2 separate regions of the Homo sapiens genome follow, and region 2 is linked to region 1. The links are chromatin loops, found by intact Hi-C in ENCODE. Cell type or tissue: prostate gland. All regions are shown on one strand.

The links. Hi-C counts contacts between places; a loop is a spot of excess contacts. Peaks named below come from ENCODE experiments on the same cell type or tissue, not always from the same donor. Only the 100,000 strongest peaks of a DNase experiment are listed, where the experiment ranks them.
Region 2: it touches region 1 in a loop (2.7-fold over the local background); 30 of 110 quality-filtered maps call a loop at or near these places.

What each region holds. Positions count from the first base shown.
Region 1 is chr17:56,123,574-56,131,573 of GRCh38, forward strand. It overlaps a transcript of ANKFN1 not described here. Among named protein-coding and RNA genes, the nearest start is that of ANKFN1, 26 kb to the right of the region's middle. In prostate gland, a CTCF peak has its summit at 3,145 (motif pointing right); DNase peaks (open chromatin) are centred at 2,498 and 3,008; H3K27ac peaks cover 930 bases.
Region 2 is chr17:56,475,392-56,483,391 of GRCh38, forward strand. ANKFN1 (ankyrin repeat and fibronectin type III domain containing 1) reads left to right here. Exons shown (of 21, transcript NM_001370326.1): 16 at 2,097-2,263; 17 at 5,277-5,427; 18 at 6,965-7,133. Among named protein-coding and RNA genes, the nearest start is that of NOG, 110 kb to the right of the region's middle. In prostate gland, a CTCF peak has its summit at 3,681 (motif pointing left); a DNase peak (open chromatin) is centred at 3,647.

The sequences.
Region 1 (8,000 bases):
AATGAAGACAACTGCACTTTAAATTAGTATTGTAAGTGAAAAGCACATTTAAGTGTGAAATCAGTAGGTGTGCTAGGTTGAAAATCTAAGAAATGAGTCAAGAAGTTAGGAGTAATTAGGTGTAAAGAGAGACCTTGCTGCTCATGGATTAACAAACTCAAGTTTGTTTTTTTCTAAAGGCCTTGTGTACATTATGTGTGTGAGCCTGTGTGCATGACTGATTGTGTGTGTGTGTGTGTGTGTGTGTGTGTGACAGAGAGAGACACAGAGAGAGAGAGAGAGAGAGAGAGAGACTGTGCAAGTCACTGCAAGTCTACATGAATTATGAGAGGCATTCCCCAGTAGGCTTAGTCCCACTCTAGGGATTCAGTAAGAACCCCCAGAAGGCATCTCTTCTGAATTTGGGCTGGCAATTAGTCACACCTGCTGACCAGTAGACGAGGGGTCCATGGTGCGCAGAAAACCAAACAAGTATACCAACTTTTAATCTAGGCCTGTATTTAACAAACTCTAAGGTCCATGTAAATCACCTGGGGTGTCGAGTTAAAATTCAGGTTCTGATTCAGTAGGTCTGGGACGGGGGCTGAGACTACATTTCTAACAAATTTACAAACATTTTGCTGGTCTGTGAACCACACTCTAAATTCTACATAATTTTCTCTTTTTATCCTAATATAATGTGTGTGAATTTCCACATTTGACAGATAAAAGTGCTGAGGCATAGAGTACTGAATGATTTGCTCAGTCACGGAGCTGGTGGGTTCAGTCCATGTGTGATGGCCACAGAATCCATGCTGCTTCTGTTATACGCCACTGTAGCATATAAGCACATTCAAGCTGCAGCTTCTTTGAGACTCAGTGTGGTGGCATACAAACGTGGTCCTTGGTACTGAGACACAGGACAGGCCCCAGTGTCCCTGCCGGTTTACTCAGCCCACTGTTTTCTTGGGTCCCTGGATTTAGTGTATGCTGGGACAGGAGTCTGGCTTTATCCACTCTAACCCTCTTGTTCAGGACCCCAGTCAAATCCTAACCTAGGGTTTGGCCCACTTTCTATTGTCCCAATCAGACGCTCGGAACAACTCTCATTACTTTTCTTGGACTAGCCACTAGACACAACTATAGGCCCTCACTCTGCCCCTTGGATGGAACTAATGAATTAGAATACCACTTGGAATATTCTAGAGTAACAGGCCTGCCTTTGGGATTATTCATTTGCCATTACCAATCACACCCTCAAGGGGCCAGCCCTTTTCTCCCCATATTTTTAACCCATGCTGTCCTTGGTTCTCTTTCCTGGTCTCCGTGTGACCTCCTGACATGCCTAATGGCAAGGTGACACTATTTCTGGGATGGTCTCTAGCTTCCTGGGGCTAACATTTTGGTTGGGGTAATGAATGCAAATAACCAGTCACTTGTCTCTCTGCTTTGCTCTTCTCCCCACTCTTCCCATCTTTAAATGCATAAAACCTGAGGAATCTACTGCAAACACCATTTTCCCATAGAACCTTTCCTAATCACCTCAACTTACATTGACCTCTCTTTTCTCTATACCCCTCTGCCCAACAACATCTTCCTTTCATGTGTCTCATAGGAATTGACACTTTTGACCTTTCACTATGGGCAGCCTGAGCTGTGACTTCCCTTGTATCTTTGGTTCCTCAAAGGGAGCTCCAAATCTGGTTGGTCCTCCTATCTCCAGCAATATGCTTTGCACATTGTATGTGCTTAGTAAATGGCTGTTAAATGTATGAAATTATTCCAAGTGAGACTAATACTTGGTATAATGAAGGAACAAAAACCAAAGAGGTGGAAGAACAGTTGAATAAAAAGGAACCTGGGAAAAAAGGAGAAGACTCCCTGAAGGTCTCATAGAAGAAATGAGATTGATCTCTCTTGAAGGGTGAGTAGGACTTCCATAGTGGGATTACTAATAATTATAATGATAACTAAAAGGTATTGTGTGCTTACCATGTTCCAGATACTGGCTAGACCATGTGCTCATTTTATCCTCATCATAGCCCTGTAAAGTAAGTTGTTTCTATGATAGTTTCCATTTTACAAATGAGGAAACACAAGGAAAGGCACAGAGAGGCCAGTTCACTTTCTCCAGGCATGTGGATCGTTCGGTAATAAAGTTATGATTTGAATCCATCACTGGAACTCCACAGCACACACTTTGAATACTAATGTTCTAAGTAGAGATGGAAATGCTCCAGGCACAGGTAAAGCCATGAGCAAAGGCAAGACAAGAGAGGGAAGCAGCAATGCACCCCACACAGCAGGGGCAGACAGGCCGGCAGGGGCCACCATGGTGCCAGACAAGGCTGGGAAGGTGGTCTGGGGACAGTCCGGGGTCATGTTTTCCCTTCATGAGAATGAAGACTATGAGCCACAGAAAAGAAATACCGAGTCAAATTTGCACGGGGAAGCATTATTTATGTGCTGTCTCTGGCCCCGCCCGGGGCTGCTGTTGTGTGGGGAACGAGGATCCCAGCCAGTGCCCCTGGACTGTTCTGTGGGCCAAGGAGCTCACTGCAAAGTCACACTTTGGAGAATAAAGCTGCTGGTGATGCCCAGAGTGGCCCAAATAAAAGTCAAATACCACATTCAGTCCTCCAGGGGTGTTTTTGCTATTAAATTAAGTCTGGAAAATAAATAATTGTCTTTGGATTTGATTTGAGAGATTTTTGGTCATTGAACACTCAGGAAAAAAAAAGGGGGGGCTATTTCTTGAAAGATTCCTTGACTGGCTCCCCCTGCCAGACGACAGCGGATCACAATGAAGGCATGCTGTCTGCAAAGAGATGCTTTTCTCCCCCTTCTTGACACAATTATCCCAGAAAAATAGAGGGGGGAGGGGAGGCTTCGTCATATGTTCCAATTTTTATTGCTACATTCCTTGGATGGCTCCATATGTTTACCTTTTGCTGACTTTAGACTTGGTGTTCTCTGTGGCTGCTGGCGTCGGCCACAGAATTCTTTCATGTCTATTACTTTATTAAGGAATGTAAAAGCCACATACAGACCGACCAGGGGACACAACAGTAGGAGACACAAATAACCCTGAATGCGCTGGCAAAGAGGAGGCTTCACACCTAATTCTCCCAGATGATTTGTAAGGCTCTCCAGGACCAAAAGGGGGCACTCTTAGCACTTGCTCCCAAGCCCAATCAATAATACCATTTTGATAAGTAAAATAGTGCAGAAACAGCACCAGGCTTTAAGATTGGTCCTGATGAAAGCAGAATGGGGTGAAAGAAACCACCCTCATTACTAGATATTTAAATTTTTTTTCTGACTTTTCATCAACTAGAAATAGAAGCTCTAAATCATGGGGAGACAGTTAAAATTAAATGGGATAAATGCACAAAAAATTGCTTTGCACAATGCCTTGGCATATCTATCATAAATGCTCAAAAAGAGTAGCTATTACATACTCAACTTTTACTACCTCTTAAAAGGGGCACTGAAGCTAGGTCCAGATTGGCTCATAGCACAAGAGTGTAATCATGAAATGGGTCTTTATATTGAATACCATTAGAAGTGAGGGCTAACAGGTAATCACTCAATTCCTACAGTGCACCGAGCACTTTGCATAAATTATCTTGTTATCATGATTTTGTAGATAAGGAAATTGAGGCTCAGGATGACTAAATATATTGTCCTCATATGTAGGAGAGGCGGGATTTGAACCTAGGTCTGTCTGATTGATTCCAAGCCTGAGCTTTTCCTTTTTTAAAATTTTATTTTACTTTTTGAGAGACTCTTGCTCTGTTGCCCTGACTGGACTGCAGTGGCACGGTCTCCGCTCACTGCAACCTCCACCTCCCAGGTTCAAGCTATTCTCCTGCCTCAGCCTACTGAGTAGCTGGGATTACAGGCATGTACCACCACACCCAGCTAATTTTTGCGTTTTTAGTAGAGACGGGGTTTTGCCATGTTGGTCAGGCTGGTCTTGAACTCCTGACCTCAGGTGATCCACTCACCTCGGCCTCCCAAAATGCTGGGATTGCAGGTGTGAGCCACCGCACCCGGCCAGCCTGAGCTTTTTCTATCAGACAAAAAACACAGTTTAGGATCTTCTGCTCATAATGCATTAGTTTCTCACTTAGTCTCAGACCCCCACAATCACTTTACCAAAGCCTGAAGCCAGTGCCAAAAAGCTCTAATCCCTTGTAGATACAATTCCATTTCTATTCAAAGATCCTAACTAAAATTCTTAACTTTTTCAGCAAAGCTTGTTTGTGGAGAAAGGAAGAACTGGGGGCTAGGTAGTGAAGGTAATTCCTATGCCATCAGCCTCCAAAGATGTTTGTTGGTATCTGGAAGATCCTTGCTTGTTTTCCTTTCAATGAGTCTCTCCAGGCTTCTGCACCTGCTATGTAATAGCAAAACTATTGTTATGAAACACACCAAAACCAAGTCCTCAAACTTCACAGAAGAATTCACTTTATTTCAGCACCAGTCCTCTCCCCTTTTCCTTCCCAGGATCTTCACTCAACTTGAAGATTTCTGCTTTCATAGGAGTTTGTAGTCTGCACTGTAACCACCCAATACATCGACAGGTTAAAAAAAGAGAGCTCTTGCTCAGAAAGAGCTAGAAAGACTGTAGAGCCTAAGGGGTTTGTTTTTACCTCCCTCCTGGAAGCCAATAGCCCTTTTTTTTTTTTTCCTGGGAGGTGCTCAGTGATTAAGAGTAAAAATGCTTTGACTTGATATGCAATGGAAAGACGGGATTCTTTGCTAAGATTACAAAATGTGTTTGCTTTGTGATTTTCCTTGCAATCCTGAAGTGGGTGAAAGACTTGCAACTGAAGGATGTTTTGATTATCAGGAGTGTTGCCCCTTAGCCAAACGAAGAAAGCCTTCAATCTCACTTGGGATTGAATGTTCTTTCGTTGAGTATAGGAGTATAGGGTGTTCTGTTCTGTAACAATGTCCTGGTTTTTAGCCCTGCAAGGCCTTCAGGATCTTCAGAAACAACATCTCTTTCCATCTCTGCGTCACTGGTGAGACTTTTTATAAAACTAGATGCTCTTTCTAATGAGAGCTGGCTATGTGTACCTAATGTTTGCACTGGGGCAGTATTTCCCAAGGCAGTAGTAAAGGCTCTGAGAAGTCCTACAGTAAAGAAACCTATGTCACTTTACTTAATCCAGGGATTCTCATATATATCTGACCACAGAACCCTTTTAGCTAACATCTATTAATATCCCATGGAAACAGTTCGGGTATAAACATATAAACTCTTGGAACTGCTTAGAAGGGATAACCTCAACTTATTGATGGATTTGGATAGACTATTTAAGGCAGAACTATTGGTCACATATTTGGGATAAACACTGAAGCTGCCTGCGTGGTCTGTCTGCATTATTTTTAGATCTGTGTAAGTATGTGTGCATGTGTTTATATATACTACATATAAATATACATTTTAGCTGTGAGGTTAGAAGATGAGGAGAAAAAAGGAGAAGATACTGCTTTTTATAAAGAAGCAATCAGTGTCTTGCAGGACAAGGGAAAAATCTATTAATTTTAAGGCATCATTGGTACCTTCTATTACTGGCAGGCTCTGGTCACAAAATTAGCATCATGTGGCTTCCTATAATGATAAAAACACCTAGACTCCTGTTCTGCATGAATGCCCTGACAATTGGAGATGACGCTTCTTCTCATCAACCTCCCAGGATTCTTTTTATTCAGCCCAGTCCACTCTTCAGCCCCAATGCAGCACCCAAAACACTTCTTTCAAAGTCAATGATACCTATATGATATACTCACTGGTACTCTTTTGGAGGATGCATTAAGTAATTCAGAAAATGGTGTAGTCTTATTCAATGTTGTGATCTAGTTTTTATTTCCAGAGCATGTTTGAAACCATCTAAAGAAAGTTCTTAGCAAACCACTCCATAAAAAAAAAAAAGTACAATGATATATATTTATTTAATTGTGGAAAAGTCATGGGAATTCTTTTTAAATATTTTAAATGAAACATAAGGTTACTTTCTGAAATAGAACTTTACCCATGTATTTTTTTAATTGTCACATATAGGGTGATTTTAAAGTAAATAAGAACACAAGGTTCATATTATTTTAAATGTATATTGTATTTGTCTTCTCAACGCTGTGGTTTTTAGGTCTGTGAATAGCATCATAGTATGGAGCCAGCCTATTAAGCAGCCTGTTTGGGTAAGGAAAGCCTTAGACCAGCACAATGTTGTATTGCTCACTGTGTCCTTCCAATATGGTTAGAATTCCACAACCTAAATGATCATTTGTTGAACAAATTCATGCTTTTATTAGTCAAAATACAGAGAAAACAGAGCCTCCCTGTTTCAAGATATTTGCTAATGCATGGTTAATTATCACATATAGCTTACTATAATTCATTTTACAGGGGAGACCTCCTGCAGGTAACATACTAGCAGTTTATGAACCAAAATAACCTCGCTATAGATTAGAGCCGTCCCAGGGCCGCTCAGACAGTTGGTGCTTCTAGACCTTCTCACTTCACATTGCTAATTCGAACAAGGCTTTATTTTTATATTTGTCAGCAGCAAGACTGTAGGATGGTTGTTAAACCTCTCCCAGGCCTAATTAGAGCAGCAATGCTCGCATTCATAATGAAGCTCGTGTCTTGCTCAGGAGGCAGTGATCTGGGCTGTTACAGTAGCTTCCTGGCAGGCCCTCGCTGGCAGTTTTAAGGTAGCTAGTGGCTGCGATATTAAGTGACTGTTGAAATTCATTGACTCCACCACGGCTAATGTGTCTAGATGACAACAAGTTTACACGGTTCTTTTATAGTTACAGCAAATAGGTCCATTTAAATATTTATTAGGTGATTATGGTGATGTGAAATGGAAAAAAAAATGCAAAGTGCAATATCTCAAGTATGGCTGTTTTTAACTGTTTATGTGGGGTCCGGATCATGGTATCACTCAAAATCGCTGCATCTTTCCCTTATAAATATTTATACTAGATCAGCAGTGATGAATGCTAATTTATTTGCATTTTGTTTCTTTATTGACTTCTCCCTGGGCAGAGGTTAGCTGTGAAAAGTCATGCAGGTTTACTGGATTGAAGGATATTTCGATCTGCCAACCAAGGGGCATTTTGATTAGATGGGGGGAGGACAGTTCACTTTGCTGAAACTGAAGAGCCCTTTTTGCTCTTGGAGATGCAGCCTGAGAGTGTATTCAGGCAGCTGGTGTTTTGCCCTCTGTCAGAGTTGATGTGCACACTGGCAAGCAGTTTTGCCTCCAAAAGACTGCTTTTCTGTATAGCAACTTGTCAAACCTCCTTGGACTGAATTGGGTGAGGCTGGCTGATCTGGGTGTTTGTCAGGCTTCTAACTTGAGTTTTTTTTTTTCTTGTTCTGTGAGTCACTTAAAAGATTACATTTTCACAAAAGCAAAAAGGCATATGTCTTAAATTGAATGGGGCATCTGAGACAAAGAGAGGAGCAGTTGAAAGAAACCCAGCTTTGTGCCGTAAAGACTAAACCAGTATGATACCAAAGAGCTCAAAAAATCTGTAGGGGAAACTGTCAGAAAATTCCAGGCAGATAAAGGGCAAATGGAAGTTGTCACTTTGCAATTGAATATTTTGACTCTCTAGGTAGCTAGAACATAAGATAGTGATTCCCAATACACCATCCATAATGCTGTTTATTATTTTCTTTCTTATGTCTTGAAACAAACTGTATCTGTATAGCCTCAATATGTGTAAATGGAGAATATTCAGGAGGTTTTTAGAAGCAGCTTTTGAAATAACCCATTACTACATATAGGATGCCCTGGAGATCTGAGGACTGTCTAAATGAAAGTTTGCGTGAAGCACTTAAGGCCACTAAATCAGAAATCTCTGAAGCCACCATAATTGTTTCAGTTGGCAAAAATAAAAAATAAAAAATCTCTGACTCTAATTTGTATCTCTTTTTACAAAATGCACTCATTTAGAGTTTGGTCTGTTCTAGTGGAGCCCAGTCTTGAACCTGT
Region 2 (8,000 bases), 350 kb after region 1:
AGACAGAGGAGACAATGTACAATAACATCTGCTAGATGTTGCAGATGGTTAATTCTACAGAGGAAAGATCACTCCTCTAGAGTATGATGGTCAAGGAAGATCCCATACTTTTCCATTCCATATAGAATTCTATAGACATTTCAATGTTTGTTTTCTCACCTTCCCTGAATTTAATGGTAGAGTTGATTCCCTTTACCTTACCCTTTTAAATATTTTCATTAGTATTATTTTAATTGACAAGTTATATTTGGATATAGTTGTGGGGTACAAAGTGATGTTTTGATATATGTATACAATGTAGAATGACTGAATCAAGCTAATTAACATATCCATCACCTCACTTACTTATCATTTCTTTGTGGTAAGGCACCTGAACTTTACTCTCTTAGTTGTTTAACCCTTGTTTTTTTGAAAACCAGGATATGCTCCTACTTACAGGAAACTTTCTCCTATACTAAGTGTATTAGTCCATTTTCACACTGCTATAAAGAACTACTTGAGACTGGATAATTTATGAGGAAGTTTAATTGAATCACAGCTCTGCAGGCTTAACAGGAAGTATGCCTGAGAGGCCTCAGTAAACTTACAATCACGGCAGAAAGTGAAGGGGAAGCAAACACGTCTTACCATGGCAGAGCGGGAGAAAGAGAGTGAGGCAGGAAGTGCCACACACTTTTAAACCATCAGATCTTGTGAGAACTCACTATCATGAGAACAGCAAGGAGGAAATCCACACCCATGACCCAGTTACCTCCCACCAGGCCCCTCCGCCAATTGAACATGAGATTTGGGTGGGGACACAAATCCAAACCATATTAATAAGTTACCTGACTCGTCACTCCTAACTTTGTGTCACAACCCCCACTGCCCAAATGTAAAAGTTTTACCTACTGATGTGGAGGGATGGTATCTGAATTTTGTAATTATTCGTTATCTGAGTCCCTGCAGTTGTATAGAGAATCAAAAGTCACAACCCAAATAGTTCACTGGAGAACTGACCACACAAAAAACAAGATTCCATTCAAACATCCCTGTACTTAACTTGGTTGACACTTACTATTGAATCAACAGCTTTGTTCAGTCTCTGCTGCTTTTGGAATATTATGATGTGACAATATAATGCAAATTCAATGAAAATCCATTACAGGGCAAAATTTAAAATCTTGTAAAAGATACAGAATTCAGTGAAGCTGATGATGTAGAGACCTAATCAAATAACATGCAAAGCCACTGACAACTGAGAATCTAGAAGTGGTAGACCAGTTAAGGATTTGAAAAACATAACACAAGCAAGGATTTCATAAGAGTGTGACTTGAATATCAACATTTTTTAAAAGATGCCTGGAAAAAAATGTGAAGACTTCAAATACTTTTATAAACATTATCTTCTTCGTGGTTGCATTGTAAAAGTCAAATATAAGTAGTATCATTTTAGCTATCATACAATTTAATTTTAAAAATCAAGCCAAAAAATAACCAGTGCTTGATTCATTCTTTCTTCATTCTCAGAATTAGTGCGTAATTATAGCTACAACTTAAATGTTAACATAAAATTCAATAAACCTCTTGGCAGTACCTTTTTAATTTTCAAGATAAGGAACCTACTTACTATAAAATTTGGATTCTATTTTAAATCATTTTTCTTAAACGACTTTTCCATTTTAACAATCCAGAAATTACAACGCTTCCTTAACTGTGCTGTCAGCTTTTACACTTGCAAATATCTGTTTTCTCCCAGCTAAACATTAAAATCTTCAAGGACAGAAATTATCAACTCAATTTTTCTTTATTAGCTGCTTCCACCACCACCTATTCCCAAACACAACTCACACACCTACACTGGCACAGAAATCTTAGGCAAATAAGCATATAGAATATATTAAAAACTGATTACCTGGCCAAGAATTCTGCTGAAGGTAAGAGTAGCTGTACCACTATTTCCCCAGCATTCATGGTATACCTGAGGTTTCTCACCTAATTACTTAGTGACAGCTCCTTTCATTCATGACAAGCCTTCCTTAGAAAGGAAAAGGTTTTGAGATTGCCCTTCGAGTTGTTTTCTTGTTTTCTTTTTTTTTTTTTTTTTAACCCTACAGGATATTCTATCCTATCACAAAAGGAGTCATCAGCGTCTCTTTCCTGGATTATATCTGGGTTACCTAAAGCTCTGTAGCTCTGTGGATCAAATCAAAGTTCTTGTTACCCAAAAGTTGCCCAACATTCTCTGCCACGTGAAGATCCGTGAAAACAATAATATTTCTAGGTAAGTGATCAGGAGTTAAGATTTTCCTTGTGATGAAACAGTGGCTCAAGTGACCAGCTTGATGTGCCAGAAGGAAACTGAAGTGTTACTTCCAGGGCAGTTTTTATGGTGAGGTGTCCTCAGATGCCACACTGAAGTGGGGCAGAGCTTAGTTTTGGGGTTTTTTTTTGTTTTGTTGTTGTTGTTTTTTGAGACGGAGTTTCACTCTTGTTACCCAGGCTGGAGTACAATGGCGCAATATCAGCTCACTGCAACCTCTGCTTCCCAGATTCAAATGATTCTTCTGCCTCAGCCTCCCAAGTAGCTGGGATTACAGGTGTGCACCACCACGCCCAGCTAACTTTGTATTTTTAGTAGAGATGGGGTTTCACCATGTTGGTCGGGCTGGTCTCGAACTGCTGACCTCAGGTGATCCATTTGCCTCAGCCTCCCAAAGTGCTGGGATTACAGGCATGAGCCACCGTGCCCGGCCAGAGTTTAGTTTTAACATTAGAATAAGGAGGGCTTGCCTGATGGTTGGTGGAAGGCATGAGCCCATTAAAGAGGATACTGTCCTTTCACATTCCCCTCTATGTTACTCATGGTAAAACCACTGATGTTCAATCGGTTAATGAACAGCTGACCTTTTCTTTCAACACTGCTATTTCCAGTATATTTTCTTTATAATCTAAAACAGCCATGTTCTTTTTGCTTTCTGTTTTTAAATATCGCCTACAGGAATGGGTTTCATAGAGCCAATGATTCCCCCGATCTTAAAAAATCTCCTCACCCTCATTCTCCCTAACTCTAACCCTCTGGCCTGAGGACCTTGTATGTTTTCTACAACCCTTATAATTCTCTATGGAAGAAAAGAAGTAACAAGGCCCGAGCTTCTGGAAACTTGCTCTACAGTTTGGCATTTGGTGAATTACCCTGTTAGCTTTGGGAAAGTTGCCCAATCTTGGTAATCTGGCTCAACTTTACAACCCTCATAGCAGGCCTCTGAAAGTCTGCTATAATGAACTGAATTGTGCTCAACATAAAAAAAGAAAGAGAAGAAAAGAAAAAAAGGAAAGGAAGGAATAGACAAGAAAAAAAAAAGAAAGAAATTATCCAGAATTCTTCAGACCTCAAAGGGCATAAACTAGATACTCCCAAAGAGTATAAACTAGATTCTAGTTACACTCATGGATTTGCTTAGCCAAAGGAGACTCTAATTTGGTCATTTAAAATGTGACCCCTAAAGTGGCAAGACTTTATCAACTCTAATGTCTCACTAGGTTTCTTAAGTATTGCTTGATGACAATGGAGGAAATGATGATGAGGAGGAGGAGGGAACTCACTGACTACCATATTCTCTCTTCACTTATCAACTACACCTGGATTTTAAGTCTGCCATCTGGTGGTCATTGCCACAATCAACATTCGTTATCGCCTCAGTCCTTCCCAAAAGGTTACATTACACTCATCCATTTTCTAGATTTGTGTCTTAAAGGCTTGAACTCTATCTCCTAGTGGTTATACCAACTAATTTTCCCTTGCCAAGGATCCAGTTTTCATTTGTACAAAAGATTCCAGTAGCCTTTTCTCTGTCAGTTCCATCTCCTTCATCCTTCTAGCAGAAACTGATTAGTGGTAGGTGTTTTTACGATATTCCTACCGGTAATTTATTTTCTAACTTGATTACAAACGCTATGTTAGCCACGTTGTCCTTTAGGTTTATGCGTGCATATGCTAGTCACAAAACTCTCATTTTGTTCCATATCAGTGATGGGAAAAAAGAAACATTTCCCAAGCAGGTTCTCAAATATTTCAATTATTTGTGAAGCCAACAGTATGCCCAGATTGAAGTAGGATTTAATTTTGAGGTTTTGTTCTTTTCTTACTGGGACAAAGGGTAAATTTTCCATAGTCTTGTCCAGTGTGATACTTGAAATAAAACAGATATCTTGAAAACAGAAACTTTTCTAAGAGGGTAGTTAGTTAAAAGAGAGTAGTTTTTGATGAAAAGCTCATGCCACATTCAATTTGGTTTTCTGACCCACAGATTGGAGCCCAGCCTGGTAGAGCCCTTTGGGGAAAGCCTCAGAGAGTTTTCACTAGGGTGGGAACATATGTCAGCACCTCCTCTCTTTCCATCCCCTGAGAGGAGGGCTTTCCTTTCCTCTCTAGCCTGCTCCTGAGAGCCTACTGCTGCTCCCTGCAGAGTTCGAAGGAGAATCTGGGCCAACTGAATGTGTTTAGAGACTTGTGCTGAGAGACCTGTGGAAACAATGTTGCCCAAGAGGCATTTACCTTGATCTTTTCAAGCTCCTTTTGAAGAGCAGCCTTTGGGGGCAAACCAGATGTGCTTTCCTCCCACTGCCATTCTTTTCCCTTCCCTTCTGTGTGACATTTGGAAAAGTTCATTAGGAAGGATTATAGAGCATGCAGAATAAAGACACAGATTACTGGTTTGTAAGGAGGATGGAAGCAGTGATATGCATCCCTTGGTTCCTTATATTGGAATTGTCTGGTATTCCTGTTTGTGATTCTCCTCAAGCTTTTGGAAGGAGAGAAAAACCAAAATATCCCCCATGATTACAACAGGCCAGGGTTGAAATGTGCCAAGTGGTTTGTTGGCTGAGTTGGACCAGAGTCCTGTGGTTACTAAACTGCAGAATTAGCCAGTAGATGCCCCTGTGGTAAAACGTAGGATCTTAGAATTTACAGGGGATCTGCAGAGAAAGAAAAATGAAGACAGTCAGGAAATTATTACAAAATATTTGAGAACCCCAATCTCAAAAACTGATTCATACAAATTAGGCCTACTGTTCTGAGGTATATGTGGTTTGATAGGTGAACTAAGCTGAAATTAGAAAGAGATCATTTTAAGCTCCATTTGGGTGGCAAAATGTTCAAATTTCATGAATTACACTGAGTTTTAACCACCAAGCATTGGTTATCCAGGTTCTGGACACATACACTAAGAAAGTTCTGAGCTGTGTTCTGAACTTTTGTTATATTTCTAATTTTAACTTGACTCAACATACAGAGAGGAATGGGAATGGATCCAAAAGCTTTCTGGCTCTGAATCTATGGAAAGTGTGGATCATACTTCTGACTGCCCCATGCAATTGTTCTTCTACGAGCTCCAGATGGCAGTGAAAGCTCTCCTTCAGCAGATCAATATACCTCTACACCAGGTACTAGACTTTACCATTTTTATCTTCTTTTTTTATGGCTCATGGAAACTGCATTGTAACATTAAGTGGGGTGTGTGTGTGTGTGTGTGTGTGTGTGTGTGTGTAAATTTTCCTTTACTTAAACACCACTTTGCAAGTGCATGCACATTTTGAATTAATGCCCACAGGTAGACACAGCCTGCGCTTCTGTTCCTTTCCTCCAGCTCCTCTGTGTTGGACCTCTTTCACATTTTCTGGACCCCACTGTACTATGGTCTGGTCAGCAAAAAAAAAAAAAAAAAAAAAATCAATGGCTAGTCTACCTTAAAAGACAACCAGGCTCAGCTTCAAGATAGCATAAAGCAAAGAGAACATATAAATAAAGGTGTACTCACATGTACAAATGATTTCTCTAAGAATAGAAGGATAACGGTGGTATAATCTACAGCAATGTCCCAAGGATATGCCATGCTATTTTTTCTCAGAGAACTTTCTGTCAAAATTATTGTTGTATCTAAATCAAAATGTACAAATCTAACCTCCACTAATAAGCAACTTCAAGAAAAACTGTTGGCATAAAGGAGAATAGTAAAACTTTTTTAGGCTCTGCCCAATAGGTTAACATGAGGTAGCATTATTTAATTTTTTTGGCGGGGGGACCTATGTTCATCAATCCTGCCTCCCTCCCCAAAACACACACACACACACACACACGCACACACACACACATAATGAACCAAGTTTAGCCTGTAAACTGGGAGACCATTAGAGGAGCGACTGGCTCTCTTTAAATACGAGAGAGAACCATGAATTGGCCTCTAACCCATGGAGGCAGGGGAATAAATTAGAGTTCTAAGAATGTCCTTCCATTGGGGTGCTCTTTCGATTTTAAGTCTAAAACAGCCAACGCTAATGAAGACTAAATTGCACAAGATGCCATAAAGACAATAGAGAAGCAACTGGATTATTCTAAAGGTGGCCGTGTGTTCACTAGGAGAAAAAAAAGTAAGAGCTCCACTTGTGACACTAGATACTATTAAAGCGTTTCTTGGACTTAGCAGGTTTGAAGCAGCTCATATTTCATTGGTGACTCTTGGGCTACATATACATGTTGGGAGAAGGCTGCCTAACTGCCTAACAGTGCATACAACTTTTTTTTTTTTTGGATACTTGTAAAATTTTCTCAGTCCTTGGCCAGAAACTACGTTTTTCCCCCTTAACCAACTTAAATTGAAACTAGTGGATTTTTAATTCAATCCATTTTTGTTGCTTCATGTAATTATAGTCATCATTTTGAAAAGCCCACAGAATGCAATCATTTTCTGCTTTTATAAGAAGCATAAATGTTGTTTTCAGAGTTTATGTGGAACATTACTGCCTTAAATCTTGATTTTATATAGCATTATTAAATGGGCTGAACCCTAATATTTATGTTGTATAAAAATTCCAAGCTTGAAGTTGTGTAATTTTGTGAGATGTTTTATGCCAGTTTGGTGTTGTTTATGTAAGTGCCATGTTGTAACTCTCCTATTTTTCCTCCGCGCGTGTCCCTCTGCAGGCAAGGAACTTCCGCCTCTACACACAGGAGGTGTTGGAAATGGGTCACAATGTGTCCTTTCTTCTCCTGCTCCCTGCCTCAGACGACGTCTGTACAGCCCCAGGACAGAATAATCCTTACACCCCACACTCAGGGTTTCTTAACCTCCCTCTTCAGATGTTTGAACTTGGTATAGTAGCTTGTTTCACCTAGAAATATTAACCCAGCCTCCTTATAATAAAATCACAAAGTTATATCTGTTCCCCCTTGTCCCAGTGGAGGGTCAATAAATCACATGATGGCTTTGGCAACAACCCTTCCTAGAACTGTGTACAAGTCTGAGAAAAAGCAAAGCTCCAAGACTATGTGCCTGAGCAATAATTATTGAAACCTAGCAAAGGCCCAATGGAGAAGAAGGAATTCTAAACAGAAAGTTCAGTTATCAGGCTGGACTTCTTGCCTCCCTTCTGCTTTCTTAAAACGTAAATATAAAAACCGATGTTTTCATGAAAAGCACTGCCCCTTCTCTCTCTCTCTCACTCTCTTTTTCCCCTTCCCTCTCTCTCCCCACTTCCTTTCTCTCTCCTTTCCTCCCTTTCTCTCTCACCGTCCCCACATCCCCAACCAGAGAAAAAAATAATAATGAAATTTAAATGTAGAGTGCATATCACTTTGGAGGGGAAAAAAGCCTACAATTTTAAGTAGCACTGACTTATTAAATAGACTCTAAATTTCTGACAGACCATTTGAGAAATGGACAGGATCTCCCAGGATGCAATATTGTGATTATAATGTGGGATTCTGAATGGTGGAAGATCTTGTCCTGACTTTCAAAAATGAATAGCCTGGGCTCCAGTTTCTCTACTTTTGCAGAGACCCCTGCTGCCCACTGAGATTGTGAATAGGGAGGCTTTGTCCCCTTCCCATGCTTCATCTTGTAACAGGCCAGTAAGAGGCAATTAGCAAGAGTTCGGTCAGTTCAAATGAATTGTACAATTTGCAGGAGGGTGAGTGAGTGGGTGGGTGGAATGGAGGCAGACCCTCTCTGGATTGCTCC